Regions from separate parts of the Homo sapiens genome. Here region 2 is linked to region 1. Evidence: chromatin loops called from intact Hi-C (ENCODE). Cell type or tissue: K562. All regions are shown on one strand. Links, peaks and the distances in the headings refer to the core of each region. The heading gives the core; the rest is flanking DNA.

What was found. Hi-C counts contacts between places; a loop is a spot of excess contacts. Peaks named below come from ENCODE experiments on the same cell type or tissue, not always from the same donor. Only the 100,000 strongest peaks of a DNase experiment are listed, where the experiment ranks them.
Region 2: it touches region 1 in a loop (9-fold over the local background); 107 of 110 quality-filtered maps call a loop at or near these places.

Annotation. Positions count from the first base shown.
Region 1 is chr9:27,324,617-27,342,003 of GRCh38, reverse strand. MOB3B (MOB kinase activator 3B) reads left to right here. Exons shown (of 4, transcript NM_024761.5): 4 at 11,388-16,795. The coding sequence ends at 11,417. Among named protein-coding and RNA genes, the nearest start is that of EQTN, 36 kb to the right of the region's middle. In K562, for the core only: a CTCF peak has its summit at 8,670 (motif pointing left); a DNase peak (open chromatin) is centred at 8,563.
Region 2 is chr9:27,532,084-27,547,834 of GRCh38, reverse strand. C9orf72 (C9orf72-SMCR8 complex subunit) reads left to right here. Exons shown (of 11, transcript NM_018325.5): 11 at 1-1,289. Among named protein-coding and RNA genes, the nearest start is that of MOB3B, 10 kb to the right of the region's middle. RefSeq lists a silencer at 11,750-12,044. In K562, for the core only: a CTCF peak has its summit at 11,861; no DNase peak of the experiment used is centred there.

The DNA.
Region 1 (17,387 bases), core at 4,940-12,939:
GTCATAAAATATTCTTTCTTTTTTCAACTATCAAAAAATGTAAAAACCACTCTTAGCTTATGGGCCATACAAAAACAGGTGTGGACTGGATTTGACCCATGAACTGTCATTTTCTGGTCCCTGATATAGAAAAAAAGATAGGATTCCGAGGCCTGTTGATAAGATCCAAATGATATCCTGGTTTGAATTCTCGCTCTGCCAAGTATCAACCATGTAACCTTGGGCAAGTCACTAACCTTTCCAAGTTTCAGTTCCTCTCTAGGGGAAGCATAATGGCCACCCCATAGACCTGAGAGTCAGTGACAGAGTCGGGCACAAAGTGGTGACCAGCTCCTGAGGCTCTCACGAGACCAAATTTCTCTCTGTGAGAGCTTGAGAACATGTTTCAATAGGTGGTAGTCAAACTTCTAGCAAGAGATCTCATTGTATTAAAAGGAAAATTTTAGTTTTGTTTCATGTCTATTTACTCCATCAAAATAACACTTTGTTCCTACCAAAGGAGTGAGACTGCTTAGAAACTACAGACTTCCTAAATTACAGGCTCACTGAGGAAGCACATTCCCCATATGTTTTCATCAGACACACAATAGAGGTCTTATTAAGCAATGGCAAGCTCTGTCCTGTGGTGAATTCAGCTAGGCTGAACGGCTTCTATGGAATCCTTTGTTTTCCCAGGGGAGGTAAATTCTTCCTTTAGGGACCCATGCTCTGAAAGTTCAGAATACTCCCTCCAAAAGGACAAACCGTTTGTTCAGCGTTTCTTGCATGTCATTAAGAGTTGCCCCCATTAAGCTTCTGTCAGAATAAATAAAACTCTGGTGCCTGCAACCTAACCTGGAGTTTCCGGTACTCTCTGCTTCACCGGCCAGTGCCTTCCCTCCCACTCCTGATAGAAAGGCCACATGACAGAAGCAAATGTGAGAATTCCTTCCCCTGCCCTCCCGCATCCAGCCTTTAAGGAACTGCACAACCCTACAGGGGGCATTGGGCCATGCTGAAATCTGTTTCATTCCTCAAAGCGGGTGGGTGCACTCAGTCACCCTTTGCTCATCCCAGAACAAGGGGCAGCAGCAGCATCTGCCAGAAACCAATCCAGCTGCGCTGACAAATGCTGGGTATGAGAAGGAGGGAGGCAGACTCCTGCCAACTGTGCAGACCTCCATGGGGGCTCTGGAGAAGTTGGGTAACAGAGGAGGAAAGGAGCGGGGAGCAGCAGCCAAATGTCAGAGATCTCAGTGTCGCTTTGAGCAGAAATCACAGGCTCCTTTGATCACAGGTAGCATCAGTCTGAGCAGAAATCAGGTTGGATCCCCTGTCCCATCAGTGCATCAGCCAGGTTGATACAGGTGGGAAGGACATGGTAGGTGGATCCACAGAGCAAGACAGGGTGCTAAAAAAAAAGCACAGAGTTGCAGAATGAGGGGTGGGCTGCGGGGCTCTAGGGAGGGGATCTGCAGAGATACAGTGACCACAAACAGTTTTGATTAATGCTCTTGCTTTCACGATGCACTATGAGGCAACCCACCATGTGTCCGTAACCCATCTCCTGTGGTTAAATGAGAGAACTTCAAAAATGTGCAGCTCTGTCTTTATAAGAAACAATGTAAATCAGGAGGCTGAATATGTTTACATAAAGTGACTTATTTTTAATGTTTGCAGGGTTTGGAAAAAGAAGAGCAGTTTGATTTTTGTATCGGTATGAATAAATATTCTCCGTGGGTGGCGAGTGTGTGTGTTTATCTAGCCATACATATGTATATGTGCACTTGGGAGCCTGCACATATGTGCACACATTCACACACACGCACCCCTCCATCGTGGAAACGCCCTCCGTGTCAGTAATGTGGGCTGTTGTTTAGGAACAGAATTAATCAAATAAATATTGTTCTGTGTGGTTTAGGGAAGTCTGGCCTGCCTTGTTTCTATTTTTATTTCGTTTGGCTTATTTGCCACCCACATTCCTAAAAGAGAGCAGAAAGAACATTTCTAATTCCTGTGTGCTGGTTGGATCCTGTATATACTTAGAGTTGGGGAAATTTTAAAAATATTTTTGTAGACTGGCTGCCCTGCCTGCTTTATAAGAATTCAGACTTTGGGATGCTAGCAAAGGAAGAACAGCAGCCCTGGCTGTGGGCCTCCTGGGAACGGTCCTGCCAGCCGAGTCCCTACTCCCGTGGCCCATGCTGGTGTGGTACAGCCGCTGATTCAGAGACTCAACTGAAACAGCACATGTAGATATGAATGAAGATATATTCAGCACGATGGCTCAGGATATAGTAGACTGGTTAGGAGGATGGGTTTTCAAGTTTCAACCTTGGCCAGGGTAATTATTAGTGATGTGGCCATGGCCGAGGTACTTAACCTCCATTACCCCTCTGTAAAATAAGAATGATACCACATACCCCATAAGACTGATGTAAGGATTGAATGAAATGATGTCCAGCATTGAGCACAGTGCCTGGCACACAGAAAAGGTGCAGGAAATGATAGAAACTACTCCATTCGGAACACAAGACACTTTGGTTAATGATGGCTCTCTTATCACTGCCCCATCTTGTTCACTCTGACTCTTGTGACCTGGCACGGCTTCATTCATTCATTCGTTCACTTCTCAAGTTATTTATACCAATAAAGCCTAGTTCCAAAATAAATTTGGGGTGGCTGATGTCAGCCCCTACTGGAATTCTCTCTCCCAGATGCTCTGAAACAGACACAACAACGTTACAAAAAAATAGTTCCTAAAAAAATGTTTAGGCCTCATGCCTGAACCTCGCCTAAGGATTCCACCATTGACTCCTGGTCCCTTTACCCTCCTCTGAAAACAAGCTTCCAGGCAGGAAGCTCCACCAGCTTGACCACTGCAGAAAAGGCCTTGAGGGCAAGAACGAAGTCCCCTGAGCCTAGGGGGAGTGCATGGCAGGGAGACTCTCCCCGAGGGTTCCCAGGGATCCCTAACTTGCAGCACTCCCTCCACAGCCTCACACAAACAGCTGGGAATGGTCCGGGAAAGCAGATTAAGCAGCCCTGGACTCACCCTCACTCTGCACCAAGGATGCAACTGAGGGCTCCTTAGAAAGTCATGCCCCAGGAGGCCCCACTTGTGGAGTTACCTGCCTGTCCACCGGAGTCGGGGTGGGAGGGGTCCTTCCCCTGGAGTTGCCAAGGCATTTGGGAAAAGGCCAGTGTTATTTCCTCTGATACATACAGCTATTTGGATTCTAGAAAGCTAAAAGAGAAACACCACAGGAAGTGGGGAGCCAGCCTCGTTTGGACAGCTGTGGTCCCGACAGCGACACAGTGGCCTCCCTGTGCCCGAGGCCAGGCAAGAGCTGCCCTGCTGTTGTTCCCACCTTCTACGGTTCCCGCTTTGCCACATGGACTTGGCTGTAGAGTTGTTTGGGATGTTTTGTATTTGCTTGTTTGTTTTTCTTTTCTTTTTTTCTCTCCTCTCTTTTTCCGGGGATTTCCCTGCAGCAAGCAGCCTGATGTTTTTCATGGGTCTTCCTTGAAGTCAGACACTCACCTTCAAAGCAGAACTGCACCCCCGTCTGAAGGAGAGCCAGCTGCCAGGGCAAATTCTTAGCAACCAGCTCTGGGGCGCTGCTGGGATCCTCTATCTCTCTTTCATCACACCCAGAGTTCTGCTCCCTTTCTGGGAATTGCTCTGTCTCCCACCTACGTGGCTTGTAAGCTTCACCCACACCCAAGCAGGGCTGGGAAAGAGGAACTGGAGTGCTCTGGAGGAAACAAGGAAATAGGGCTCTCCATGCAGAAGGAACAAGTGTGCAAAGATGCAAGATAAACAGAAGCAAGGTGTATGCAAGGCCACAGACAGGGGCGGGAAGCAGATCCAGAAGTCCTTGCAAGTCATGGGAAGTTGAGGACTTGATCTAGTAGGAAATGGAGATGCAGGAAAACAGTTTTATTTCTCCCTGGATCTTCAGCAGTACCTTTCCAGCCAGTGCTGTTGAGGACACCAGCAGGCATTAGAGAGTGGTGCTTCTGGGCCTTGGTGCATACTGGAATCATGTGGCTGTTACCTCTAGGACCACAGGCAGCATGGTGCCACAGGGAATTCTGAGCCCTTCAAACTGGACGATTCAGAGAGAACAGTTGGTTTTCATTTTGATCATTGAATGCCTTACCACAATACCACTGCCTCTTTTGATTCCACAGCCCCTGAAAGCACACCTGCCCTTGCCTTGGGATTCTTTTGACAACAGTATCACCATGCCTCTCATAGCGCCACGACACTAGAAGAAACCTCACTGATTGCTGTCCCTGTCTACAGTCCAAGAGGATTTCAAATGGGCCCACACGGTATAGCTGAGAACCCGAATCCCTTGCTGATGCCAGCTCATTTTCTTTGGTCTCATCCTCATCACTCCTCCAAGAAAACTACCCAGTCCAGAGGGACTTGCTTTTGCTATAAGTGGGTTAGATCTTGAGATAAGGAAATAGCAAAATGTTGGTGTAACATTGAGTGTGGAAATGTGGCCTGAGGGAAGTGAGTGCTGGCAGGAGCTGAGGACCCTGTTGGGAGGGGGCCGTGAAACCTTGGCATAGACCTCGCCAGCACAGCTGTTTGGAATGGAGGCAGGAAGGGCAGGGGAAAGCCATGAGAGAGGGAATTTTCAAGATGGTCAGTGTTCTCAATCCACAGCCATCACAGAAGAAACTAATGAAATATGGGTACAATCTGGAGATTTTTAAGTCTCTAAGAAGTGGAATTTGTGAGACGAAAGGCTTCCAGAAAGCCCTCTTTCTGACCTGGCCTCTACCCCTAGAGGGCCTTAGCCTTGCTGTGGGGAATGAAACTCTTCCCGGTTGTAGGGTTTTGGTGCTGTCCACCCCCAGCCCAGCCAGAAATGTGGCTTCTGTACTTCTGCTGCAGTTCAAGCCACTTTTCCAGGTATGTCCCATCTGAGTGGAGATGGGGCTGACGGCAGGCCACAGGGCCAAGCTCGGGCACGGGGCCGGTAGCTGGGACTGAGGCTGCACTGCTGATTAATGGGCAGGGAGGCACTTTGTGAAACGTGCAATACCCTTTGACGGCCTTTTCCGGGGGACTCGCAGCTTTCCTCGTGTCTTTTCAGCAATATCACATTTGATTTTACCTTTAAAATGTATTGATGAAGCTGCATGATTGGAAAAGGTGCTGGGGGAGATGAATCTCTCCTACTTTCCGTTCTGTTTCCATTACTTCAGGGGTGTGTACGCATGAGTATACACGTGTGCGGGCGTGCTGTATTAGAGAGCCCAATTTCCTTTATATACGTGAACTCCTCCCCCTAGTAGCCACCATTAAACATCCAACGGCTTTAAAATGGTTAGTGAGAAGTACACAACATAATGTCAGATGTGGCCCTGAGAGAGGCGTACTGCTCACTGCCCTGCTTTAACCCGTTGGCTGTTTAATGGTGGTTACTAGGGGCAGGAGTTCACGTATATAACAGTCATTTTTCCAAAGTTTCCAGCACCAAGGGTCCTCCTGCTCCTTACCACACTGCGGAGCCTTCTACATCTCTTCATACTGCTTTTCTTCCTTGATTATTTTTTGTTTCAAGTATTTCTTCCTCCCCCTTTCTCCTGGTGTCTCAGAGTTAGCAGGAAGCTGGTAATTAAAAGAAGACATGGGTTTTGAAATGCTGCTGTGGTAGCTCTTCCCCCCCCTTATCCATTTTACAACAGAAACAAAAAGACTCACTCCTTTTCTTTTGCTCCTCCCTCCAGCAGAGTAATGAAAGCAGAATGTTGTTTGCTTGTTTTTGTTTTTGAGTCCACTAAATCATTATTGTTACACTGACTAGCTGGGTGAACTTGGGCAAGTTAGTTCAAATTTCTGGGCCTCCTTTTCCTCATCTGTAAATTAGAAAAAGTAATGCCTAGTTCATAGAGTTGTGAGAAAGTGCACAAGGTAAGTCTAAGTGCCTTCCCCATCGTAGGTATGAAATGCGTGTTTCCTTCCACCTCTCATTTTACTTGGGTCTGTAGACCTAATAAGTGTTCCTTTTCATTGGATTTCAGTTTAATTTAATATGTTTTAAGCACCTAGTATGTGCCAGGTCTTGAGCACCAGGGTCTACACAAATACCAGATAGGTTTTCTCTCTTCAAGAGCAGCCTGGTGCTGAAACCAGGAATGTGATAAACGGTCGCACAACAGTGTGAAAGGTGTCATGGGCACTGAGGGAATCTGGAAGAGGAGCACCTAGGATTCCTTGGGGACAGGGTGGGAGGGTAGAAGAATGTGTCCCTAAGGAGATGACAACTGGTCAAGAGCGTTAAAGGGTGTTGGCGATGGGAGAAGGGTGTTCTGGGAAGAGAGGAGCATGTGTATGGAAATCGTTGTGTGTTCCATGGGAGAGAAGGAGCGTCGGCCACCGATGGGGGATGAGGTTGAGTGCCTGAGAAGAGTCTAGATCAGGAACAGCATCGTATGTTACAGTGGAGACTTGGTTTGAAAACTACTGAAAGCCATTAATGGAGTTTAGGAGCATCATGAGATGATAAAGATTTTACCTGCAGCACATCAAGCCAGCTCTAAGAAATCCTGTGTACACAAATTGCCTCTTTCGAATCAATGTGAAGTCAGAGAGCCCACAGGCCAGCAGTCCAGTTCTGCCACTAATTAGTTTTGCCGCATTAGGGAAGTCACTTACTTTCCGATGGTCTGAGTTGCCACATCTCCGAAATTAAAGTGTTGGAGTAGGTGACACCCATGTTTCCTCCCAGCTATAACAGCAGCCTATGACTCTGTGATGATGTCACTGCTTTTTGGCGCTTGTTTCATAATTCCTAGAGTTAACTTATTAAAATTGCTGTGCAAGCATGATGACTGTCCCCTAGTAAACATCAAGTGTTCTTCTTCATATGTTCCATATGAAAATTAGCTTCTTGGGCCAGGCGCAGTGGCTCATGCCTATAATCCCAGCAATTTGGGAGGCCAAGGCAGGCGGATCACGAGGTCAGGAGATCGAGACCATCCTGGCTAACTACTAAAAATACAAAAAATTAGCCGGGCGTGGTGGCGGGCATCTGTAGTCCCAGCTACTCAGGAGGCTGAGGCTGGAGAATGGCGTGACCCCAGGAGGTGGAGCTTGCAGTGAGCCGAGATCGCGCCACTGCGCTCCAGCCTGGGGGAACAAAGCGAGACTCCATCTCAAAAAGAAAAAGAAAAAAAAGAATATTAGATTACTAAAATGTGTGATGATGTAGTGCAGTAAACTGAGAGCGTTGATTTCTTTGTAGTCTTGCCTAAGTCAGAGAGTATTTGTGTGACTTGGAATAAGTCATTTTACTTCTCTGGATCATTATTCCCTATCCTCCACTGACTACCAGTTATAAAAATGGGTACACTGAGGTTAGACTAAGATTTGACACTTAGAGTTCACGGAAGTTTGTTCAATGGCTATCAAGAACTTCTTCCAACTGCTAACAAGTACATAAAGAAGATTTAAATTTAAAAAGTGTTTAGATCAGAACAGAAAAAATTGAGTATCTTATGTAAAAGACAGGCTGATTTCATCCACCCCCACCGTCCCCACAAAAACTAGGCAAATGTCATTTTAACTTCATTTCTAAAGTGAAATATGATTTCAGATTGGAGTCTCTGTCTACTTTCCTTTTTGTTTTTTAAATAACCGGTCTTGTTTTCTTAGAAAAAAATTCATGCATATCAAAAATATCTAAAACTTCAGACTCCGCAAAGGACAAAAAAATTAGAAACAGAAAACATACACAATTGTATTCACCCAAAGATAAATTTATCATGTTGGACCCATATTTTTCTTTATATTTTTTCTCAAAATAACTGGATCAAACCATACATCCTGTTATACAATTTGAATAAAATATGCATCATACATTAATATACTAAAAAATATTAATGTTCTTCTCAGATTCAGGCAAAAATGAAATGATGAATTCCAATGTGATAGAATGCAAATGTGTGCAAAGTGATGGAGATACCCAAGAAAGGAGCTGACAATTGCATCTTAAAGGATGTCAAAATTTGCCAGGCAGAGAAGGGCAGAAAATATTTACCAGATATAAGAAAGAAACCACTAGAAACTGGCCAGTTGGAGACCTGGAGAAGTCTAGTTTGCCTGGCTGGTGTGGTGAGTGGGAGGGAATTCAGCAGGAGGTGAGCAGGGGGCGATGGGTCCTCTTTCTTTGACAGGCTTCAGAGGATGGAATTTGTTTTGTTGACAGTGGAGAACCAGGGACTTCATAGAATCAATTACTGCTTTATTTTAAAACAAATGAAACCGAGTGACCACAACCAAGATTCTACTTTGATCTTCTGTTAAAAACACATTTTGAAAAATTCAGGTGTTTTTGAAAATCTTCATATACAAGCCAAGCACAGTCACCAGGAACTTTCTCAGAAGCTTCTCATCACCTCAGCGGAAGCCTTTTAATACACGTTTTGGAGTTCTTTAGTGGCCTGCCTTAATACACAGGGCATTCAGTAACTCCAGCAATGGCAAATTCATTGTAAAGAGCACCCTGGGTAGAAGCTATTTTGGCCACACTCTCAGAGAGGAAGGAATGTGTTTGGCCCTGCTAGCCTGCGGGAGGGCTCTGATGAAGAAAGCGATGGAACCTAGCATTGCCATTTGTTTATTTAAACGAGTTTTTTTTTTTAACAGCTCATTGGCTCCACCCAGTGGGCAAGTGCTAGAATACAGCTTGCAGAGTCTTGCAGAGCTTTGAAGGATGGATCCAACTCAAATGTCTTTCCTGATGTTTCTGATCTGCTATTTCAACCATACATTCCCTTTATGAATTTAAGAGGCATCCCAGGAAACAGTTTTTATCCTGCATCTCAGTGACCTTGAATAAGTACCCTGTCCTCTCTGAAACTGTTACTCTGCTACTTAAAAAAAAACTCTGCCATATTTCTAGTGTCCATACTCTCTCAGTGGCATAATTGTTCTAGTATTTGCCCATTGTACCTATAATTCAAACTGGCATCAGTCTGGATAAAGAAAAAAATCTGGCATTTTGAAAATTCATGAATGACTGCAACCACCTATAATTATATATGTCAATTAATATATGCCAGTATTATCCGATTGCATATTCATAAGACTATCTTAGAGGCTTTAACCTACAATCACATGGTGTAGTAGAAAGAGCAAGCCTTTGCGGTCAGATAGACCTGAGTTTAAACCGTAGACCTGCAGCTTTCTATGTGACCTGGTAAGGTACTCTCCTTCCCTGAGGGTTTTTCCTCATCAATACAGTAGAGATGGCAAATCTTACTTCACAAAGTATAATATCTGTATAGCAGTAGACACTGGGACTGGCAAACAGCAGGCCTCTGTTTAATAAAAGCAGCGGTTACTGTTGAGCATTCTGTACCTTACCCATTTACCTTGAGCAAATAGCTTCTGCTCTGAAACTGGGATTCTTCCTCTGTCCATTGGAGGTCATAGTTCCCTGTCTTAGAGTTATACAGATGCAATGGTATAACCACCCCAAAGCACCTGGCATCTTATAGATATTTAACTATAGCTAGCTTCTTTCTTTTCAAAAGTACAGACCTATTGCAAATAATTAAGTTATAAAGCTAAAATTCTGTTTATCCCATGAACACACTTTCTCTCTCCCTACTTCTCTTTCTGTCTCTCTCAAACACACACACACATGCTCTTGTTGTATTCCCATCTTGTTTTCCTTGTCTGTGTCATCAAGAGTTAAGCCAAAAGCTGGGTGCAGTGGTTCACACCTGTAATCCCAGCACTTTGGGAGGCCAAGATGGGTAATGCTTGAGCTCAGGAGTCTGAGACCAACCAGGGCAACATGGTGAAATCCTGTCTATACAACAAACTTAAAAACTAGCCAGGTGTGGTGTTGTGTGCCTATAGTCCCAGCTACTCAGGAGTCTGAGGTGGGTGGATAGCTTGAGCCCGAGTGGTTGAGGCTGCAGTGAGCTGTTGCCACTGCACTCCAGCCTGGGCAACAGCAAGATCCTGTCGAAAAAATTAAAAATTGAAAAAATTAGATATACACATAGATTTGTAACTTCCTGTATTAATAATTATAGAGATGCAAAAGTGCCTAGATTCTGCCTTGTCTATTGTTATTTCTTTAACCAGCACATCTGTATGGTTTTCGAATAGAACGCTTCTCTGAACACCTTGGCACTCCCACACTCAGTCTCCTTTTTCTCGATGTTTCCTATTATATAAGGTGTGGCAGTCCAGGTCAGTATGCAAGAGATGTAGTAGCTGCAGTCAGCTCTGCAGCAGGTAGAACTTGGAAGATCGTTCATCTAACTAAAGTGACATGAAACTTGTCTTCTCAAGATGCTAAATGGCACAGGGCTCATTACTAGCCTGCTCCTCAGACCATCCTTGGAGATGAAAGAGGAGCCACTACCCTGGCACAGTGCCAGGGGCAGGGGCTACAAAGATGAAAGCACATGGGGCGATTCAATGAGTGCTTCTTTTTCCTGGCACTTAGTAGCGCCCAGTCTAGCAGGGCCAACAGACATGTCCAGAGCCCCAGTACACACACACACACACAGAGATGTACAAATTCATACACTGCATGTAAGAATCAATGTGTGCACAGGAGGAGAGAGTGGCTACCTCCACAGCGAGTGGGGCAGGAGTGCGGGAAGGTCTCCCAGCAGGTAAAAGTCACCTTACCTGAGGTGGAAAAATGAGTGGCAATTTGACAAATGAAGAGGGGCAGGCGCAGGATGTGGTAGCAGCGGACCATAGGCATGGGACTCAACCTGTGCGGAGCCCCAGGGGTAGAGAAAGGATGGCTATTCGGGATCTATAAATACCCACAAGAGCCAGGCAGGTGACGCATGTCAGACACTTTGGTGTATTATTCATTTCTATTTTTAAAAATGTCCTCCTTCCTGCTTTTCTTGACTTATACCCACTTATCCTTTATTTTTCCATCTTTGATTGAAACTTAAATCTTTCCCTACTCGAAGAAAACTAGCAGTCCAAATCCAATTACTGTATCAGTTCATAAGTGCTACATGGCTCCTGCTGGGAAGTCAGGTGGGAGTGGCAAGGACTGGGGCAAACTGGAGAGCAAATTCTTCTGCTGAAGAGGACAGCCATTCTTCAACTCCAGTTGTTCAGAAGCTCCAAATCTTGCAATTTCTCAGAAAAAGCAAGCAAGCAACCTGAATTTTGATACATGAGTCAAATTTTTAAACAGTGCCTTAATGGAAAAAAAAAATTCTGCAGAACAAACAGATGGAACATACCCTCATGCTAAGCCTTATTCATGGACCATGCTTGCAAGCTTTCATTTACAGGCTCTCGAGATTCCAAGAGCATTTTCAGGATCCTTCACCAAATCGTTGCTCTGCTTATAGTTTCTCCTAACCATCCTTTTCCCCTTGCTTTCCAGAAAGAAATGACGAGCAGGATGTGTCACTAATGCTCCACCTCACCCTTTGGAAGAAAGGAAAGCTGTTTCCTCCTGGTGCCCTGAGCGGGCAGGAGGTGGACCACCCTGGCTGAAATGACACACCTACTCCCAGGAACAGCAGAGGTGGAGGCAAGCAGTGACTCCTGAGAGACATTCCCCACTCACTTTGTGTGCTCTTAACCTTCTGAGTGCTGCTAGCCCAGACCTGTGGACGAGGCAGACCACAACGTGAAAGAAGGACCAGCCCCTTGACCGTTCTGGCTGGGGAATTGTCCACGAGGAAGCCTCTGCACTTCCACACATGGCACAGTTCTGCCTGTGACCTGCCGCCTAAGCTTTACTGGAATTCAGGTTTTGAGACTGAGATGCGTGTTCGTATTTTTCCACTTATCTGTCTTGTCAGCTGGCCGACTTCTCTGTGATTGGTTTTTTAAGTGCCGGGTGAATTTTGGACCTCTGGATGTGCAGCAAGTTTTTATGCAATAAGCCTTCCTTTCAGGTCTCTAAAAGCTCCTGCTCTGATCTGTGGTTTAACACTGTGCAGGGCTGTGGAGCTCTGAGACACCTGAACCCCTACCCATCCCCTGCACCTCCCTACTCTCCCTGCCGAGGCGTCCATAGCATTTCCCTAATAAATAGTTTTATCAGGGACACTCCATGGGGTGGCTTGTCTCTGCCCCAAACAGGGTCTTCACGTTCTAACTGCAGGGAAGAGACTGGTTACTAGCGTAAAGCTGACAAGTTACCAGTTCACCTGATCAGAATGTATTTTTTATAACCACCATCATTCCTTGTCTCTTCAGTGGAAGATATTCTTTCCTGTTTCCCAGAAGAGAGAAATAAAAGTCCTAAATAACTAAGAATGATCAGCGGGAGCGTTGGGCATGATTACTGCAGTGTTTGTTCTTTATTAAAGACAGGGAGTCGTGGCTGTCTCTACATAATACTAACATTTCAGTGAAAAAAGTACAATTGGTTATTTGGTACGTGTAGATTTAACACCCAGACGGCTGACTTGTAACCCTCCCCACTAGCCTTCTGAGCATTTAAACCCAGCCGTCATTCTCTCCCCACTCCACGCTCCCCACTCCTCTGCCACGTTATGTTACGGCACAAAATTAATTTCTGCCCCTGTGATTGGGCCACGGTTGCCAAGGTAACAGTGGAGCTGGAGCTAACTTCCTTCTTTCATCCTTTCCAATTTTTCTATTCCAGAAGACAGTCAGAATAATGCATTCTGTACTACATCCTGCCTTTTGAAACCTAAATGAGTTTTCGTTGATGAAATGTTGCCTTCTCTGATTCATTCACAAAACTGTGGTGGTTCTGACCACCTGTGACGAGGGGGGTCATAATACTTCCAGTGATCCTTTTAATTTAGCAAAATATTTGTCGGTGGAGGGAAGTAGATAAGAATGTATTAGTGTATTTTAAAGTAATAATGATTAAAGAATAACTAAATGACTCTGATTTTGTTTTATCAATCATAATGTGTTAAAGCCCTCTGTGGCTGCCACAAAAGACTAGAATCATGAAATCTTTGTCCAAGCTAAGAAAGGGCTGTCTCTGTGGGTACAGTGGCATTCTCTGTTGACCTAACCAAGCAGCCTGAACCTTGCTTTGTGTCTCGTAAAGGTCATCTCACGGAATCCAATTGCTGCTACCTCACCATGTTGCTGTGCCCTGGTCAACAATAAACATACTTTTGTCCCCCTTCCTAAGTAACTTTGAGAGGACAAGATAGGCAAAGTTTTTTCCCTACATCTCTTTTGGCCAAAAGAATATCTGACCATCACAGAGATCCAGAGAACAGAAACAAGAGCCCCTAAGTCCCAGCCTCTGCAATACACAGTTACCAGATGGGAATGCAGCACAGTGGCACAGAGAGGTAACTACGGAGCCCATGCCCTGGAGGAACTCTGTAGCTGTGCATCATGGAACGCCACAGGATTTTTACATTAAAAAGTTGAATATGTTCCTGCATTTCAGCAGTGCATAATCGAGCAGGAGGCTGGAATCTGGAGACCTTTGTTATTCATTCTTTTTAAGGTTATTTTTTATTAACTGTGCATATGAAATTTCCACTCAATTTAAAAATCCAAATCTTTTTAAGCTTCTTGGAAGAATTTCCTCCTGCTTATATTGTTAATTGCACTAATGAACTCTTCTAGGGTAAATTCTGGCAAACTACCCTTTTTTTTTTTTTAATCACAGAATATTCCTGTTCCCACAGAACTTTGGCACATTCTGAAGAAAATCTCTGCAGTCAATTTTTATCTCCTCTGCTTGACTGCATCTAACTGTTCATCTCTGTTATAAATGGAGCTTCAGCCCTCTGGGTCAGAGACTGACAACCCTCCTTCTTCTTCCTAACCTGTCCTACTCTCCTTCTTTTTCTGCTTTCATTTTAATTTTGGGAAATTTTAAAGTAAAAGTTTCAAAGTTGAAAGATTATAGTGAGTACCCTTATGTCCTTTAGTGCATCAGTTGTTAATGTTTTGCCTTGTTTTCTTTTCTTCCTTTTTTTTTTTTAAGAGAAGGGGTCTCTCCCTATTTTACCCAAGCTGGCCTTGAACCCCTTGCCTCAAGTGAGCTTCAACCTTAGCCTCCTGAGTAGCCAGGACTATGGCATGTACCACCGCACCTGCCTCACATTTTCTTTCTCACTGTAAATACACATTCTTATTCTTGAACCTTCTGAAAATAAGTTGCAGACATCATGAAAATGTAAAATACTTCATCATATTCTTTCTTTTAATAAGAGCATTGTCCTATAAATCTGCAATATTTTCACGCCCATGAAACTGAACACTGATACTGCATAAATCTAATATATGATCCATATTCAAAATTCTCCAGTTGTCCCCAAAATATCCTTTATAGCTGTTTATTTTTAAATCCAGGATCCAATCAAGAATTATACGTTATATGTAGTTGTCATTCTCTTTTGTTTCCTTTAATTGATTAGAGTTGCCCTTTTGTGTGTGTCTGAGTGGTGGGTGGTGGGGTGGTGTTTGTGTATGATGTGCAGTGTGTGTGTGTGTGGTGTGTCTTTCATGACACTGACATTATTAAAGAGTTCAGGCAAGTTTGTGGAATGTCCCACAATCTAGACTTTTTTACTGATTGTTTCCTCATTACGAGATACAGGTTACATTTTTTTTCCCAAGACTGCTACATGTGTGATGTTGTTTCCTTACTACTGCCTCACCTCAGGAAGCACATAATGTCTACTTGTCTCTTTTCTGATATTAGGACTGATCAGGTGTTGTCTGCCTGATCCAATCATTATCAAGTTCCATAATTCATTATTAAGCTCTGAAATTCAGGACACATACATTTATAGAGTGTGAGGCTGTGCATACGTACATTCATCCCTTAATGTTCTCAAGGAGGCCCAGGATCCCCAAAATATTATAAGCATTGCAGTCAGATGATATAGCACTAGCAAAGCATTCATCCCTTTCCATATAACAGGAGGGAGGGGAAGAAGGAAGTTTCCATGTGCAGGCAATACGTGAGAGCATGGGCAAGTGAGGATTTGTATGCTCCCTGTAGCCAGAGGTGAAATATTCAACGCTTTTATTTTTTCTCCCGTCTTCAATGACCTCCCATTTGGACCCATAGTTTATTTATAGAGAGCACACACTCCCTAATTGTCAGATGGTTTTTTTGGGAAAACTCTTAGATAGTACAGTGAGTTGTGACCCTCCAAAGGATCACAAGTACATAAACAGATACAAAGTATTTATGTGGTATTAAAATTTCATGGTGATGGTGCAAGGGAGAGATGATTAGGAAGAAAATGTCTTACACGGCTGTAATTGAGAAATACTGATCTAGAGTCATTTCCTGCTTCTTAAATTGTTCGTTTTCTCTTCCCTGGGTATTTTCTCATTTCCAAAGACCCAGAGTCTCAGAGCCAGGTTAAGTGGAAGAAACTTTGAGAGGTTTCTTAATCAATTCCTTCTATCTCTCAAACCATGCCAGTAACTTCCTTGGTGAAAAAATCTATACTCCTCTCACAGTTCTTCGGGCATGGAAATTCTATAGCATTCTTTGGTATAACCAACCCACTGAACCCTCCACAACATCTTGAATTCCATTCAACTCGAGCTGAAGTATTCTTTTTGAGTTTCAGTATATCTTTTCTAGTGTCCCACTTTTAGAAAGGTCCAAAGATGATATATAATAAGTGAAAATACAATTAATCAGAGCTTTATTTGCATATCCATTAAATATCTGAAGGCTATTACCAGTTGTGCTTCAGCCTCCTTTCCCTTGCAATTCTCCCAGGGTGGCATCCTCTACGGAGTCTTGTTGCTCCATTGTTGACCACTGATGTAACTCAACGTGAAACCTTCCCAAAGCTCTCCACATCACTCTCTGTTATGGCTGTGACCAGCAGTGAACATGAAAAGAACTTATTTCATGCCTTCTCCAAACTATATTGTTTCTTTGCTAAGTCCAGACCTGCTTTTTCTACATTTATAGGTTTTCTATTTTAATCGCCATGCAAAATTCTTTATCATACTCAATCATTTTGGTTTATCTTCCTGACTTCTTACCTTTAACATCCCTGTTAAAGATTACACTGTTGTTGTTTCAAAAAAAAAAAAAAAAAAACCTTAATTGGCAAAACATTAAGGGACTTGAATAGAATTACACTTATCTTTTTGTGCTGATTTATGTCAATCCATCATTCTGGTTATTGATGGAAGCAAATTGCTTCCTATGTTCTCTAAACCTTATGTCCCTTCCATACTCCATGAGTACCACACTGGGAGAAAACAAAAGCAAAAAGATTGTGGGAAAAGTATAGCCATTATCTTTGAGGAAATGTGTACCAAGGCACAATCATTAAAAGGAGTTGGAGGCATCATTTGGTTGACACTGTTGTCATTCTTGTTCTGATCATTTTGGACCTTGAAGAAATTGGTGATTCTCTCCTAGAATTAGACAAACAAAGTGTGTTTGGAAATAATGATTGTTTTCCTGCCTTAAAAAATATATTAACAGAAAGCTTTTATAACAGGCTGTTTCCCTCTGGACAGGTATTAATTCTGAGTAAGAATTTTCAGTGACTACATAAGGATTTGTGTAACTTATGAAGGAAGAGTCCATTTCTAATCAAATAATTCGCCTGTTTTACTAGCTTATAGTGATCTGATTTCAGAATTTTCCTGTATCTTTTTTACATACATCAGAAAAAGAAATGTTTACTATATTTTTGGTTCCATTTATGATTGTATTAAGCATTTGACTATAAGGAAAACTAACAATTAAATCAATTAGAAAAGCAACATAAAATTAAATGATATTTAGGAAATCAGTTATATGTGAGCTTGGGTATTCAAATGTCACAAATAAAAAGCATATAACCATTATCTAGTCTGTCTTTTTTTAATGCTTGGTTCATTTCTTTAATAAATAGGTTGTCTTGCAATGGTCCTAGAACAGGTAAATAAAAGGAAAGCTGTTAATTCTACAAAAACCAATTCAAAGTTCATTTGAAAACACATGGGTGGCTGGCAAGATGGCCAAATAGGAACAGCTCCGGTCTGCAACTCCCAGCGAGATCAATGCAGAAGGCGAGTTATTTCTGCATTTCCAACTGAGGTCCCCAGCTCATTTCACTGGGACTGGTTAGACAGTGGGTGCAGCACATGGAGGGCAAGCCAAAGCAGGGTGGGGTGTCGTCTCACCTAGGAAGTGCAAGGGGTCAGGGAACTCCCCTAGCCAAGGGAAGCCATGAAGGACTGTGTCGTGAAGAATGGTGCACTCCAGCCCAGATACTACGCTTTTCCCATGGCCTTCACAACTGGCAGACCAGGAGATTCCCTTGGGTGCCTTCACCATGAGGGCCCTGGGTTTCAAGCACAAAACTGGGCAGCCGTTTGGGCAGACACCGAGCTAGCTCCAGTAGTTTTTTTTCATACCCCAGTGGCACCTGGAATACCAGTGAGACCAAACCATTCA
Region 2 (15,751 bases), core at 7,689-15,688, 200 kb before region 1:
GTGTAGAATTACTGTAATACTTCTGCAATCAACTGAAAACTAGAGCCTTTAAATGATTTCAATTCCACAGAAAGAAAGTGAGCTTGAACATAGGATGAGCTTTAGAAAGAAAATTGATCAAGCAGATGTTTAATTGGAATTGATTATTAGATCCTACTTTGTGGATTTAGTCCCTGGGATTCAGTCTGTAGAAATGTCTAATAGTTCTCTATAGTCCTTGTTCCTGGTGAACCACAGTTAGGGTGTTTTGTTTATTTTATTGTTCTTGCTATTGTTGATATTCTATGTAGTTGAGCTCTGTAAAAGGAAATTGTATTTTATGTTTTAGTAATTGTTGCCAACTTTTTAAATTAATTTTCATTATTTTTGAGCCAAATTGAAATGTGCACCTCCTGTGCCTTTTTTCTCCTTAGAAAATCTAATTACTTGGAACAAGTTCAGATTTCACTGGTCAGTCATTTTCATCTTGTTTTCTTCTTGCTAAGTCTTACCATGTACCTGCTTTGGCAATCATTGCAACTCTGAGATTATAAAATGCCTTAGAGAATATACTAACTAATAAGATCTTTTTTTCAGAAACAGAAAATAGTTCCTTGAGTACTTCCTTCTTGCATTTCTGCCTATGTTTTTGAAGTTGTTGCTGTTTGCCTGCAATAGGCTATAAGGAATAGCAGGAGAAATTTTACTGAAGTGCTGTTTTCCTAGGTGCTACTTTGGCAGAGCTAAGTTATCTTTTGTTTTCTTAATGCGTTTGGACCATTTTGCTGGCTATAAAATAACTGATTAATATAATTCTAACACAATGTTGACATTGTAGTTACACAAACACAAATAAATATTTTATTTAAAATTCTGGAAGTAATATAAAAGGGAAAATATATTTATAAGAAAGGGATAAAGGTAATAGAGCCCTTCTGCCCCCCACCCACCAAATTTACACAACAAAATGACATGTTCGAATGTGAAAGGTCATAATAGCTTTCCCATCATGAATCAGAAAGATGTGGACAGCTTGATGTTTTAGACAACCACTGAACTAGATGACTGTTGTACTGTAGCTCAGTCATTTAAAAAATATATAAATACTACCTTGTAGTGTCCCATACTGTGTTTTTTACATGGTAGATTCTTATTTAAGTGCTAACTGGTTATTTTCTTTGGCTGGTTTATTGTACTGTTATACAGAATGTAAGTTGTACAGTGAAATAAGTTATTAAAGCATGTGTAAACATTGTTATATATCTTTTCTCCTAAATGGAGAATTTTGAATAAAATATATTTGAAATTTTGCCTCTTTCAGTTGTTCATTCAGAAAAAAATACTATGATATTTGAAGACTGATCAGCTTCTGTTCAGCTGACAGTCATGCTGGATCTAAACTTTTTTTAAAATTAATTTTGTCTTTTCAAAGAAAAAATATTTAAAGAAGCTTTATAATATAATCTTATGTTAAAAAAACTTTCTGCTTAACTCTCTGGATTTCATTTTGATTTTTCAAATTATATATTAATATTTCAAATGTAAAATACTATTTAGATAAATTGTTTTTAAACATTCTTATTATTATAATATTAATATAACCTAAACTGAAGTTATTCATCCCAGGTATCTAATACATGTATCCAAAGTAAAAATCCAAGGAATCTGAACACTTTCATCTGCAAAGCTAGGAATAGGTTTGACATTTTCACTCCAAGAAAAAGTTTTTTTTTGAAAATAGAATAGTTGGGATGAGAGGTTTCTTTAAAAGAAGACTAACTGATCACATTACTATGATTCTCAAAGAAGAAACCAAAACTTCATATAATACTATAAAGTAAATATAAAATAGTTCCTTCTATAGTATATTTCTATAATGCTACAGTTTAAACAGATCACTCTTATATAATACTATTTTGATTTTGATGTAGAATTGCACAAATTGATATTTCTCCTATGATCTGCAGGGTATAGCTTAAAGTAACAAAAACAGTCAACCACCTCCATTTAACACACAGTAACACTATGGGACTAGTTTTATTACTTCCATTTTACAAATGAGGAAACTAAAGCTTAAAGATGTGTAATACACCGCCCAAGGTCACACAGCTGGTAAAGGTGGATTTCATCCCAGACAGTTACAGTCATTGCCATGGGCACAGCTCCTAACTTAGTAACTCCATGTAACTGGTACTCAGTGTAGCTGAATTGAAAGGAGAGTAAGGAAGCAGGTTTTACAGGTCTACTTGCACTATTCAGAGCCCGAGTGTGAATCCCTGCTGTGCTGCTTGGAGAAGTTACTTAACCTATGCAAGGTTCATTTTGTAAATATTGGAAATGGAGTGATAATACGTACTTCACCAGAGGATTTAATGAGACCTTATACGATCCTTAGTTCAGTACCTGACTAGTGCTTCATAAATGCTTTTTCATCCAATCTGACAATCTCCAGCTTGTAATTGGGGCATTTAGAACATTTAATATGATTATTGGCATGGTAGGTTAAAGCTGTCATCTTGCTGTTTTCTATTTGTTCTTTTTGTTTTCTCCTTACTTTTGGATTTTTTTATTCTACTATGTCTTTTCTATTGTCTTATTAACTATACTCTTTGATTTATTTTAGTGGTTGTTTTAGGGTTATACCTCTTTCTAATTTACCAGTTTATAACCAGTTTATATACTACTTGACATATAGCTTAAGAAACTTACTGTTGTTGTCTTTTTGCTGTTATGGTCTTAACGTTTTTATTTCTACAAACATTATAAACTCCACACTTTATTGTTTTTTAATTTTACTTATACAGTCAATTATCTTTTAAAGATATTTAAATATAAACATTCAAAACACCCCAATTAAAAGTCAGAGATTGTTAATACCACATGATCTCACTTACACACAGAATTGAAAAACTTGGAACTCATAGAAGCAGAGAGTAAAAACATGGTTACCAGGTGCTGGGGAGAGGCGGTGGGCTGGGGAGATGTTGGTCAAAGTTAGACAGGAGGAATAAGTTCAAGAGATCTATTGTACAACTTATTCAGTTAGATAGGAGGAATAAGCTAAAGATCAAGAGATCTATTGTACAATGTGACTATAACCAACAACATATATTGTACACTTGAAAATTGCTAACAGTATCTTTTAAGTGTTCTCTCTACAAATAAATATGTGAGGTAATGTATATATTAATTAACTGTAGTCATTTCACAATGTATACTTATTTCAAAACATCATATTGTATGCTATAAATATATACAACTTTTATTTTTCAATTTTAGAAATGTCCTTAAAAAATCAGATTTTCAGATCAGATAAAAAAGCAAGACCCAACTATATGCTGCCAACAGGAAACACACCTTAAAAATAAAGGACGAACAAACAGATTAAAAGTAAAAGGATGGAGAAAAGATACATCATATTGGTAATTAGAAGAAAACTGGAGTGACAATATGAAACAAAATAGATTTCAGAGCAAAGAATATTACCAGGGGTAAAAATGATCATTTTATAATGATAAAAGAGTCAGTTCAGCAAAAGGATATAACAGTCCTAAATGTTTTTTCACCTCATAGCTGTGTCAAAATAGATGAAGCAAAAACTGATAGAACTGTAAGAAGTAGACAAGTCCACAATTATGTTTGGAGATTTTTTTTTTTTTTTTTTTTGTCGCCCAGGCTGGAGTGCAGTGGCAGGATCTCAGCTCACTGCAAGCTCCGCCTCCCAGGTTCACGCCATTCTCCTGCTTCAGCCTCCCCAGTAGCTGGGACTACAGGCGGCCACCACCACGCCTGGCTAATTTTTTTGTATTTTTAGTAGAGACGGGGTTTCACCGTGTTAGCCAGGATGGTCTCGATCTCCTGACCTCGTGATCTGCCTGCCTCGGCCTCCCAAAGTGCTGGGATTACAGGCATGAGCCACTGCACGCAGCCTGGAGATTTTAATATCCTTTCAATGTTTAGTAGAACAAGAATACACAAAATCAGTAAGGATATAGAAGATTAGAACAAGACTATCAAACAATTTGACTTAAATGACATTTGTAGAGCACAGCAGTCCCCAACAACAATAAATCACACATTCTTTCCAAGAGTACATGAAACATGTACCAAGATAGACCGTATTTTGAGCCATGAAACAAATCTTGATAAATTTAAAAGGATTCAAGTCATAGAAAATATGTTCTCTGACCACAATGGAATTAAATTATTAACCAATAACAAATATCTGGGAAAACCTCAAAAACTTGGACACCAGCGCTTTTAAAAGACTAAATAATTTCTAAATTATCTGTGTTGGGGGGAAAAGAGAAATGGATTAGAGAGCAAAAAGGGTATCAGAGTGCTGTGGTACGATTTTTATGAAGAGTGGAACAGAATCTGCCTTTGGCGTTTCCCCACTACAGCCCATTCTTCACATTGATAACAGCATGATCCTTCTAAAATTAAATCTAACGATCACTTCTGCTTAATGGCTCTCCAACACTTACAGAATTAGGTCCAAAATTCTAGCACAGTTTCTGTTCATCTTTCTAACCTTTCTTCCCACAGGTCTAGCTAGTACGTATTTCTTTTATTGCATTTATTACACTATTCCTTTGCTTATCTATCTCCCCACCTAGGCTAAAGAACAAGATTCTTGTCTTTTTCATTTTTGTGTCTCAGTGCCTAGCATGGTGCCAGGCACACAGCATGCTTCCAGTAAATGTTAGCTGGATGGATGTAATGAGTATATTAAATATTAATTTATTTGTTTTTCCCCAAAAAGAATTATTTCCTGCAAATCAAGGAAATTGCTTTCTTTATATAATCAAAAACTTATTTTCCCAGAAGATTCTTCATTAAAAATTAAGCCTATGCACAACCTAGCTCTAAAGTTTCAAAGATTTTAGGCAGCAATTTTTCAATCTTTTTGAAGTAATACATTTGAATCTTTTCAAATTTCTGTTTCTGCATTTGTGCCACACCATCTCATCTCTTGCTGAAATGTTTTTGTTAAATTAATTGCTTGATAAATTGCTAAGTACTTTTCATCAGACCAATTAGGACAATAGTAAGTATCCATCTGTGGAGCGCGGACATTCAAGAAATCTGATCCAGTATTTAGAAAGTCATTCCTGAGCTGAGTTGGCTCAAACTGGCACCTTCTGGCATTTGCTTGTGGGTGGGGAATGTGGAATGCTTTGAAAGCTGAATGAGTTTGTCAAGTTTTAAAATTCCCTTATGGCTAAAGGAAAACAACATTCATTGTTTAAAAACACCATTGTTTGTTTTTTCTGCTTTTTTGTTCTTTGGAGCCTGAATCTGCAAAAACACTCACACCCAGCATTTTGCTTCATGTACCACTCCTAAGATGTTTTTAGAGACTTGAATAGTGTCTCCGCACTACTTTTTATTGTGATTGTTCAGAATGTTCATAACAAATGGTAAAAAGTCAGTTTTAGTGCTCAAATTGAGTTTTATGGAGAAAGACCATAATTTATGTTTGTCATTGTAAATTGATAGGAGAATTTTTGGAAGTTTGCGTCCTAGAACCAGATTTCCAAGGCTCAGATCCTTATTTTCTCACTTCCTAGCTGTGTGACCTTAGACAAGGTATTAAACCTGTCTGTGCTGCCTCAGTGTCCTCATCTATTCTTTAAGAGTAAGAATAGAACCTACCCGATAGAGTCACTTGAAGATTAAGTGGGTTAGTAAATTCAGAATGCTTGGAACAGTAACTAGCACAGAATAAGTGTCCAATAAAATTGGGTTGCAGCTATTATCAGTATTATTCCTGTCATAATCATCATCACCATTAAGCAATTAAATGTAGAGTTCCAAAATTTGATTATGAAACTACAGTTATACAGCCATGATTCCCGGTGATACCACGTCAGTAACAAGATTATTTCCTTAGCTTGAGCCAGTCACTACCTCATTGCATGTGGCAGAGTGTGTTGCCGTAGGCAAATGTCATTGTAGGGAATGAAAAAAAAATTGCCTGTGAGCTGCTCTCCAGAGGCCTCATCCCATTTTCCCATCGTCCACTTTACTCCATCTCCACTGCCACTATTAGGACCTTATCATTTCTTGTCTAGATTAATTCAACAGCTTCCTTCCTTCTAGTCTCCATGATTTCACCCACTAGCCATCCCCTCCCCTTTGCCCAATTTTCTCCATTTATGGTAGAGTGATCTTTCTAATAGGAAACTCCTGACTTGCCTTAAAAAGCCCTCATTGAGGCCGGACGTGGTGGCTCATGCCTGTAATCCCAGCACTTTGGGAGGCCGAGGCAGGTGGATCACGAGGTCAAGAGATTGAGACCATCGTGACTAACACAGTGAAACCCCATCTGTACTAAAAATACAAGAAATTAGCCAGGCGTGGTGGCGGGTGCCTGTAGTCGCAGCTACTTGGGAGGCTGAGGCAGGAGAATGGCGTGAACCCGGGAGGCAGAGCTTGCAGTGAGCCGAGATTGCGCCACTGCACTCCAGCCTGGGCGACAGAGTGAGACTCCGTCTCAAAAAAAAAAAGCCCTCATTGACAACCTTCAACCCACAATCCATGGTGAAGCACAGGAGCCTTGGGGATCTGCCCCCAGCACACCTCTCCACCCTTGTCTCTCACTGCTCCTGCCTTCATGGAGAGCCCTGATGAACTATTTGTAGTTTCCCCTGACTCACCTTGCTGTTACTGGGCCTGTGTGCGTGTTGCTCCCACTACCTGCAATACGCTTACCCACTTCACCTGGGTGAACTTTACTTAGGATTCACCTTAGGTGGGCATCATGTTCTTCCAGGCCCCTCCTCTAACTTTTAGTTGAGAGTATTCCAGACTTAAGGCTCCATGGGATAGGGATCTTGTCTATGCACCAGCTTATTCCCAACTGCCTGGCACGTAATGCATTTATTAAATATATATTGAATTGATTACCCTACTTGGGGCTCTTGTTTGCTTCTACACTTACAGTTCTAGCATAGCACTTAACTCATTATCATGCATCATTATTATGGGTTTGTTTTGTCTCCCATTAGACTGTGAGCTCCACAAGGCTGTGTCCTTGTCTTATACATCATTGTATTTCCAGCTTCCAACATAGTGCTTGCCATGACACAGGAAGTCAGTAAGCTCTGAATGAATGAATAGTATCTACATACCATTAATCTGAGGTTTAAAGTTTCCCCAAATTCTGAAGCAAGGGGATTTACGGACTTCCCTGACAATTTTTGGATGTCATCCCAATGATACCACTAACATTTTAAGGGACAGCTTGCATATATACATTTTTCTGGATGGCAGTTTTTTTTCCCACAGGCTTCATCAGATATTTCTCCATAGCCTTCCTCAGATTCTCAAAGGGGTCTCTGATTCCCCCAAAAGATAAGAAACTGTCATAAAAAATTATTTCTAAATATCAATTGTTAAATAAAATGTTTGCAAAGCAGCCTGATGAATCATTTCAGGCCACTTGACCCCGATGAGTTAGAGAGTTTGTGCTCTGCAATCTGACTGCTTCCAGCAGTCTCACTGCTGCTGGACTGTGGCACTTCCAATTGGCAGCAGGGCAAGTTTCTTCTGGATGAATATTCTGTCATAGGGGTCCCCCTTCCACACATACCTGTAGGAGCAGTTTGAAACTCATATGCATGGTCTTCCTGGTTCTAGGCACATGAGTCATTTAAGCTGCTGGAGCCAGGACCAGCTAGTATGCTAGCCCGGCATTCAGAAAGTTAAAATTTGGGGTCAAAACTGAGAACCTTCTTTGATCCACCTTGGCCAGACATTTTCTCTGGCTTCCATTAATAGCCTCAACATTTTTTTTTTTTCTGGCCTAGACCCACACAGGCAAGAGACCAGAGCTTCTCTAAGGAGCTAAGGGAAAGCACATTTTAAAAATAACTTGAGCAAATGAATTCATCTGGCAAAAGCAACCCCACTACGTAAAATAAACCTTTTTAGTTTCGCAATAGCAGTTCCTGAAAATGTAAACAACCTCAGGGTCTACATGCACTGAATCATTTGCTGAACAGAAAGTCCCTGGTCCAAATTCTGCAAGAATAAACACCTTACAAAACTAGGGGTCAATGACCTTCATATGGGAACAAGGAGGGTGTGGGGGGCAGCAACCCACCCTGAGGACAATGAGAAAGTCTTGAGACTTGATATTCAAAATGCTGGCTTTCTAAACCAAAAACTGGCATGAGTGGAGGGAGAAGGGGAGGGTGGGCACAGTCTATGCCTCAGGCTCTTGCTCAGACCCTACCAGGCCCCTGCCTTCCCTAGGGAAAGCGAGAGTCTACTCACTGTCATGAAGCCAGAGGAAGGCCCTGCAGGTTTCACTGTGTGTTCTGTTGACAAGATGATGGTTCCATTGAAACTGTAATAACATACTTGGCCAACTAAGCCCATACGATCGTAGTAACTTTGTACCCAGTCCTAGCTTTTCAAACATAATGATAATATGTTCTTTCTAATGTGGCCCATACTGTTCTAATGAACTTATGCTGAGTTTTTCTGAGTACTAGAATAATATTCGCCATAAATAATAGATATAATTATTCTCATTTAATATTTGCGTAGCTCTTCTTTAAAGCAGAAAGTATTTTCTCATTCCTTACTAGAACCTTTCTGTGTGAGGAGCACTGAGCTAGAACCCATATCTTAGAATGGTCAGAATTTGGAGAAATTCAGGGAAAAGGCACTGGACTCATTTTTAAAGACTAGAAAATGCAACCTCCAGAAAAAGATTCAAGAGTTTTTTACTCCCAGAGATGTAGGAAAGATTGGAGTAAATCTTAATATTATATTTCAGGTAAACAAAGGATCACTGTCAAAATAGCAGCATTTATTGAGTAATGGCTGTGTGCCAGGTACTTTACAGTTTCACATTTAACCCTCATAATAACCTTGTAAAGTGGATATCCCCTCAGTACATGATGAGAACACTGAAGCTTAGGTTAAATGATTGTCCAAATCGGACAATCATTTTCAAAATCTCCCCCTTTTTTTCTCCTTTCTTATCTGCAAGGCAGATTGCCCTTTCCCTTTCAGTGAAACTTGTGCATGACCACATGACTCTCTTTGGCCAATGAAACATGAACAAGCAGCGTTTATCACTTTCAGATGGAAGGCTTTGCATGAGCTTTGCCTCCTTTTCACTCTGCCACAGTGGCCACTAACATTCCAGATAGTGGCGCTCTGCAGGCTAGGTCCTATAGTGGGAGCTATGGGCAGAGCCCCCTTTCCCACCCCCATCAAGATGTGCATGCTGCATAAGCCATGCATTAATCTTTGCAGTTTTAAGCCACTAAGTTTTGGAGTTATATTAATCATTAATCATGGTTCTCAAGAGAAACAGAGTGGGGGAGTGGTATTCATTATGGGAATTGGCTTACATGATTATGGAAGCTGAGTAGTCCCCCAGTCTGCTGTTTTTGAGCTGGAGAACTAGAGGAGCCAGTGGTATAATTCAGCCCAAGCCTGAAGGCCTGAGAAATGGGATGGGGGAATTGGGAGGGTGGGTGTGCTAGGGTAGGATAAGTCCTGAAGTTCAAAGGCCAGCCAGAAGGTGGATGTTTCAGCACCAGAAGAGAGAGCAAATTCGCTTTTCTTCTGCCTTTTTGTCCTCTCTGGGCCCTCAATGGATTGGATGATGCCCTCCCACATTGGTAAGGGTGGATCTTCTATACTCAGTCTGCTAATTTCTTCCAGAAACATCTTCACAGACACATCCAGAAATAATGTTTTACCAGCTATCTCGGTATCCCTTAGCCTAGTCCATATTTAAAAATTAATGATCACAAGCAGTTGTTTGTTTCCACAGCAAAACCTGGGTGACAGACCAAGTGACCCAGATGACTAGAATTTGACCTTCTTTTGTTGCCCACACCATACTCTGAACTAACATGCTGTGCTGCCTTCCAAGTGGAGAATGATGGCTAAGTATCTTCTACCTAATTTGAGTCACAGAAAAAAAAAAAAAAGGTTATTAACTGCAGTGACAAGAATTGTGATTCCCCAGGGGGCAGATCAAGACTGATAGATAAGAGAAGTGAGGAACATCTGGGGAATGTCCATTGAAAATTTACTCAGAAGAGAAGAATAATTAATATAATAATATGATATATTGAATTATAATAAATAATATTTTGATGTATTTCCTTCCAGGCATGTTTAAGTTATAGACTTTGAGTATATTTTCTCAAAGGGGGTTCTATGTAAGAGACTATTTCTTAATATAGTTCCTAGCTTGGAATTGCTCTTGCTGGTTTAAGCTGAGCTTATTTTATTACAGACTTCACAACAATAACGTTTTCCTTCACTAGTCAGTACACAAGATGGTCTTCATTTCCAGTTTGGAATCCCACACTATCAGAGCCTGAGACAAGGACTAGTATGCAGTTAGTTTGTTTGGGAGGTGATTCCAGGAAGTGGGAATGAGAGATCAGTCAGCCTGCAACACGAAGGAGGAAAAGTCAATATAAGGATGAATTTGGCAATTGGCCGTTTCATGCAACTGGGGCTAAATTTTGCTTGGCTCTCTAAGAAATGTAAAGAATGCCTCCCGTAATTGCTCACCTCAAGTATTTATTCATTGGCTCTCATGCTCCATTGGTTGTCCATGAGAACTTTAGCCCTCCCTCGCTGCAGCACAGACACTGTGCTTTCTCCTAGGCTGAGCAAGCTCCTGCATCTGTGGAAACCGTCCCGGGGCAGATAGTGAAATAATGACTGCTGCGTGCTTGAGATCTGGGAAAGAGGCCACATCATAAGTGCACTGAAATCAGAGATGTGTCAAGAGATGTGACACAGGGCATCTGAGGTGTCTACTGCACCAGCTATAACTCCCTAAACGCTAATCTCAGTTCTTACAGAGGGGATGGATGCAAGGGAACAGTCATGATTGAGAGCACCGAAGAAGCTCTGTATGAACCTTAGGCAAGTTTCCTAATCTCCAAAATGAAGGTAATAATACCCACCATCCAAGATCTTCGGGAGGAATAGATGAACTAATGTATGTGAAAATGTCCAGCACAGGTCCTAACCCATAGTAGGTGCTCACCAAATGTTAGTTCCCTGCCCTCCACGTTGTGTGTATCCGGAGCTGCACTAGATGCTGAGGCAAATGGTCTCAAATGTACTTTAACACTTAATGACTGAGATTTTTTCTGAGCTGCCTACAGGTTATTGACTATATTCATTATTAATAATAATATATATGGCCACTTCAGGCAACTGGGGCTAAATTTTGCTTGGCTCTCTAAGAAATGTAAAGAATGCCTCCTGTAATTGCTCACCTCAAGTATTTATTCATTGGCTCTCGTGCTTTATTGGTTGTCCCTGAGGACTTTAGCCCTCTCTCACTGCAGCACAGACACTGTGCTTTCTCCTAGTTTCTGTGGCAAGTGACAGGAGCCCACCTCAAACTAAAGCAAAAGGGACTTCATTGGCTCTTGTAGCTAGGAATTCCAGGGTTGGCACTGGCTTTGGGCACTACTGGATGCAGGAATTCAAACAATGTCTTCAACTCTTTCTTTTGGTGTTTCTCTCAGCTGTGCTTCTCTTGTCGTTTCTTTTTCCCATTTTACAGATAAGTTCATCCGTAACTGAGAGAGGTGAAAAGGGGATGGCTGCAGAGAACTCTGGCTTATATCATCCTTGCTTGCTGACCTCAAGGTCCATGTATAAATTCTCAGAGAAGAAGCCCTCTGGTTGGTGATGCTTGGAACATGCCCTGGAGGGTGGGCCCCTTGAAGTGGAGCTTGCTGGAACCACATGGGCTGGAGCAAGGCGCTAGGGCCAGAAGAGAGAGGTAGGCAGGGCTGCTGGCCAGGCACTCTTCACCAAGACAAGGCAAGAGGAGGGGCATGATTGAGGCAGTGATACAGAAAGCAGACAGTAGAGGTCGTGGCAAGTGTGCCGTTACTTGCTACCTGTGGTTGATGGGAGAGTCACACCACATTTAGGAGGAGAGAATCCATTTGCCACTTCTGACAATGCCACAAGAATCACATATTTCATCCAGAGGTTGAATTTGGCCCATGCTGAGCTTTAAAATACAGAGCTGTCTTGGAACAATGGCTCAGTACATTCATTTGGTGTCCAACAAAGCCTGCCTCTGTTGCCTTCCCTCTCTCTGTGTGCCCTTCAAGATCTTCATTGTGCTTTGGGGAGAGAAAGAGAAAATGTCATATCAGGGTAGCTCACCCCATGTGTCCTGGACTCAGGAAAAGAGTATCTTATCACCTTACTCTTTTGTTATTATAAAAAATAAAGTTGAACGTCTTCAAATAAAATAAAGAAGTATAGAAAAAATTTTAAATTAACCTGTTATGATTCTACCTAGAGAACCATTGTCAACATCTTGGTATATGTACTTCCAGATACTTTCCTATGAATATATACATTGTAGATTTTTTAATATTAAAAGGCTATCATGCTGCTTTGTATACAGGCTTTCTTTACTGATATGTAATATAATACACAGACAAATATACAAATCCTAAGCCATCAACTCATTGAATTTTTATTCATTGTTTTTAATACCTGCATTGTGTTCCATTGTTAGGCTATGTCACAACATATTTAATTAAGCCCCTATTGATGAATATTAATTTACTCTATTTGCCAGTTCATTCCAGTCCAACATTTATTGAGTGTCTACTTACGGGCCAGGCACTCTTGTATTCATCAAGATCACCACATTATCTGTATCAGTTATTTATTGCCACAATAAAACTGCATAACAAATCACTCCAAAATGTAGCACCTTAAAACTACAACTACTTATTATTTCTCAAGAGTCAATGGGTCAGCTGAGCAGTTCTGCCGATAGGGGTCAAGGTCAACACATTTCAACTAGACTACTTGTAAAAAAGAATGAGTGTCTGGGTAGGTGTGTTCTTCTAAAAATAAAACAAGGAATGAGGAAATTGCAGGTAGGATAAGAGGGGTGGTTGGCAACCAAACCCCACAAAAGGCAGACAAATTTTAAGGAAACATAATGCCAGACTCCTATGTCATCATCCAAGTAGATGCAGTGAAGTATAACCTGGGGCGTAGTAGGGTAGGAGTGGGGAGAGCAGAGGAGAAGGAAGGGAGATTGCTTTTCATCACTTTTGGATTCCCTAATAACAGACATGACTGCCAGTATTAAAATTTAACAAAGGATATCTGATCATTAATTTTCCTGTATAAGTCACTGGTGATCTTCAACATCTCTCCCTCCCTTCCTCCCTTCCTTCCTCCCACCCTCCCTTCCTTCCTTCTTTCCTCTTTTGCTTTCAACTTCCTTTTCTCGTTTCCTTTTGCTTTCTTTCTCTTCTCCCTTTTTTCTGTCACTCTGGGCGTATGTAGTAGTGTAAAAAGGTTGACAGAGAAATCAAATATAACAGGAGCAGGGCCCTGAGAAAAGCACCTGGCATCCTGTAGGCAAACCATTGTTTCTAAAAGAAGGGACTGAGAGATTGAGGAGCTCAGGACATTGCCAAATGAACAAGGCAAGCACATTTATTCAGTACCAAACAAACGGAAAACGGCCTTTCCAAATAACTGACCTATAAAACAGCCTTTTCACAAGAGTACCGTAATTACTGGCCAACAGCAACAATGAAAAACAACTCCCAAACAAAGAAATATTTCTGGATTAAAAGCCATGAGATCTGGATTCTAACAAGCTGTGCTCCTCAAACTACAAGTACAAAATCTGGCTCTAAACTAACAAGCTATGAGCCTCAAACTGATGACTGGCATGTTTGGGTCTCCATCTCCTTCTTGGGGGTTGGGGTCTTAGAGACCCTTTTCCACGCCCTGATTCTCTTACTAGTGTGTATGCTTTCCTTTTGACTTCTCATGCTGACCGTCTGAGCAGGAGTGAGAAGCAATTTCAAAGGAAAACATCGTTTATCATCTGCTGAAAGAAACCAAAAAGAACACAGGAAAACAAAAAGACAAGGAAAGGGAATGAAAATGTAATTCATTTTATTAAAAAGAAGAATTATTCTTCTGGGACACTGGATAGAAACCTTAATGAGTTACCTAGCTATCATAAATCCTCTAACAGAGAAGAGAAGAGAAAGAAACAAAGACGGAAGAGGGCAGGATAAAAGAAAGAAAAAAGGAAGGGAAAAATGAAGGAAGGAAGTTATCTATTCATTTCTACAGAGACTCTGCTGAGCAGTAGACAAGAAGACTTGGGAAAAATTTAACTGAAACTTTTCCAAAAATCTTTTCAGAGGGATTTTTTCCCTCTGAAAAGCATCATTAGAGGCTGTTCAATACCCAAGGCAAGCCTCTTTCATATTACTTACTGTACATGAAACACTCATGCAATTGAGGCTAGCCAGAGGCCATTTAGAAATTCAATAATTATTCAACCCAAGGGGCTTTCCAAATGGTGAAGTAGCTTCTTAAGAGGAAATTAATATTGAGCAGTATAGCAAACCTAATTGGAATCTTGAGAAAATAGTTCTGTGTCGTTAGAACAGCTAGAGGCTAAAGAAGATCAGGTTGGATGATACCTTCATTTTTGTCTCTTTCCTTAATTATGATGTAAAGGGAAAAATCTTGTTTATTTTCTATGCCAGGAGGGTAGAGGGTGATTTGGAGAGGTTCCAAGTTTATCAAAATCTACCTTCAGTCTGGCAGTAGAAAAGTTTACTTCCTTCATTTCTTTCCTATAGACATTCAAAGAGAGCTAAGGAGATCCAAAAACCTTTTTTTCTATATTTGCAATGCAAGGCAGTTGGGAATTAATGACTGATTTGTTGGTGAGGGCAGTGGGCATTGATCACAAAAGCAGTAAAGCTGTGTTTCTCAAAGAGAGAAAGTCTCTTTGAGATCTTCATTATTTTACTATTTAGAAGAGAAAGGGGCGTTATATCACGTTGGAAGCATCCATGAGTCACTAGTCTCTTCTCTATCTTTCTATGCCTTTCTGTATTAATTACTTTGAAAGCACAACATTCCAAACCCATTGAGCACACAGTGGTCTGATTTCTCCACTTGTGAAAGGTGCTAAAGTCTCACTGTAGGATTAATTTGGGGGTCCAGGCTATGGGCTTGTAGATATGACTACCTTAGACTTTGGTTCTCCTGGCAACTAACCCTTTTTGGATCGTATCTAAGTTGACCTGTTTCACAGTGAGAGAACTCCTCTCCATTACTCAGAATACTGAGGCAGATCACAAGTGTACCACACCTGGCTAATGTTAAGCCAGACAGAAACATCAGGCTCATCTCTTGAGAAGAAGGGTCGCTTATTAAGGATACAAACTATTTTTTTTTTTTTTTTTTGAGACAGGGTCTCATTGCCCAGGTTAGAGTGCAGTGGTGCAATCATAGCTCACTGCAGCCTCAACCACATGGGTATTTTTAAATAAGAAAAAAATACCATCTGATAGATATGAAGGAGCATTGGGTCACTATAAACAAAACAGATTCTAAGAGCAGGAAGAAAGAGTACAGTCTCTTTTCAATAATTTTTTTTTAAACTTGGGAAAGAACACTCACTCTATTCCTATAGACCAGAAAGCAGATAATTGTCCATTATGATTCCACATGACACTATCTTGTTCAGCTGTCACTGAAACAACTTTGAACACTGTCATATGTTCTTCCCAGCTCCTGAACTCTGACCTTTTTATGCCTTAGTTCCACTTTCACAAAAAGGGATTGATGTAATGTGCATTTCAGAGGAAACGACTATAGACATTTAGTGTCATTATAAATGTTGAGAAGTATGCTGGCAGAAATTATGCCTTAAGATCATATATGGATTCTTGTATGGTTTGAA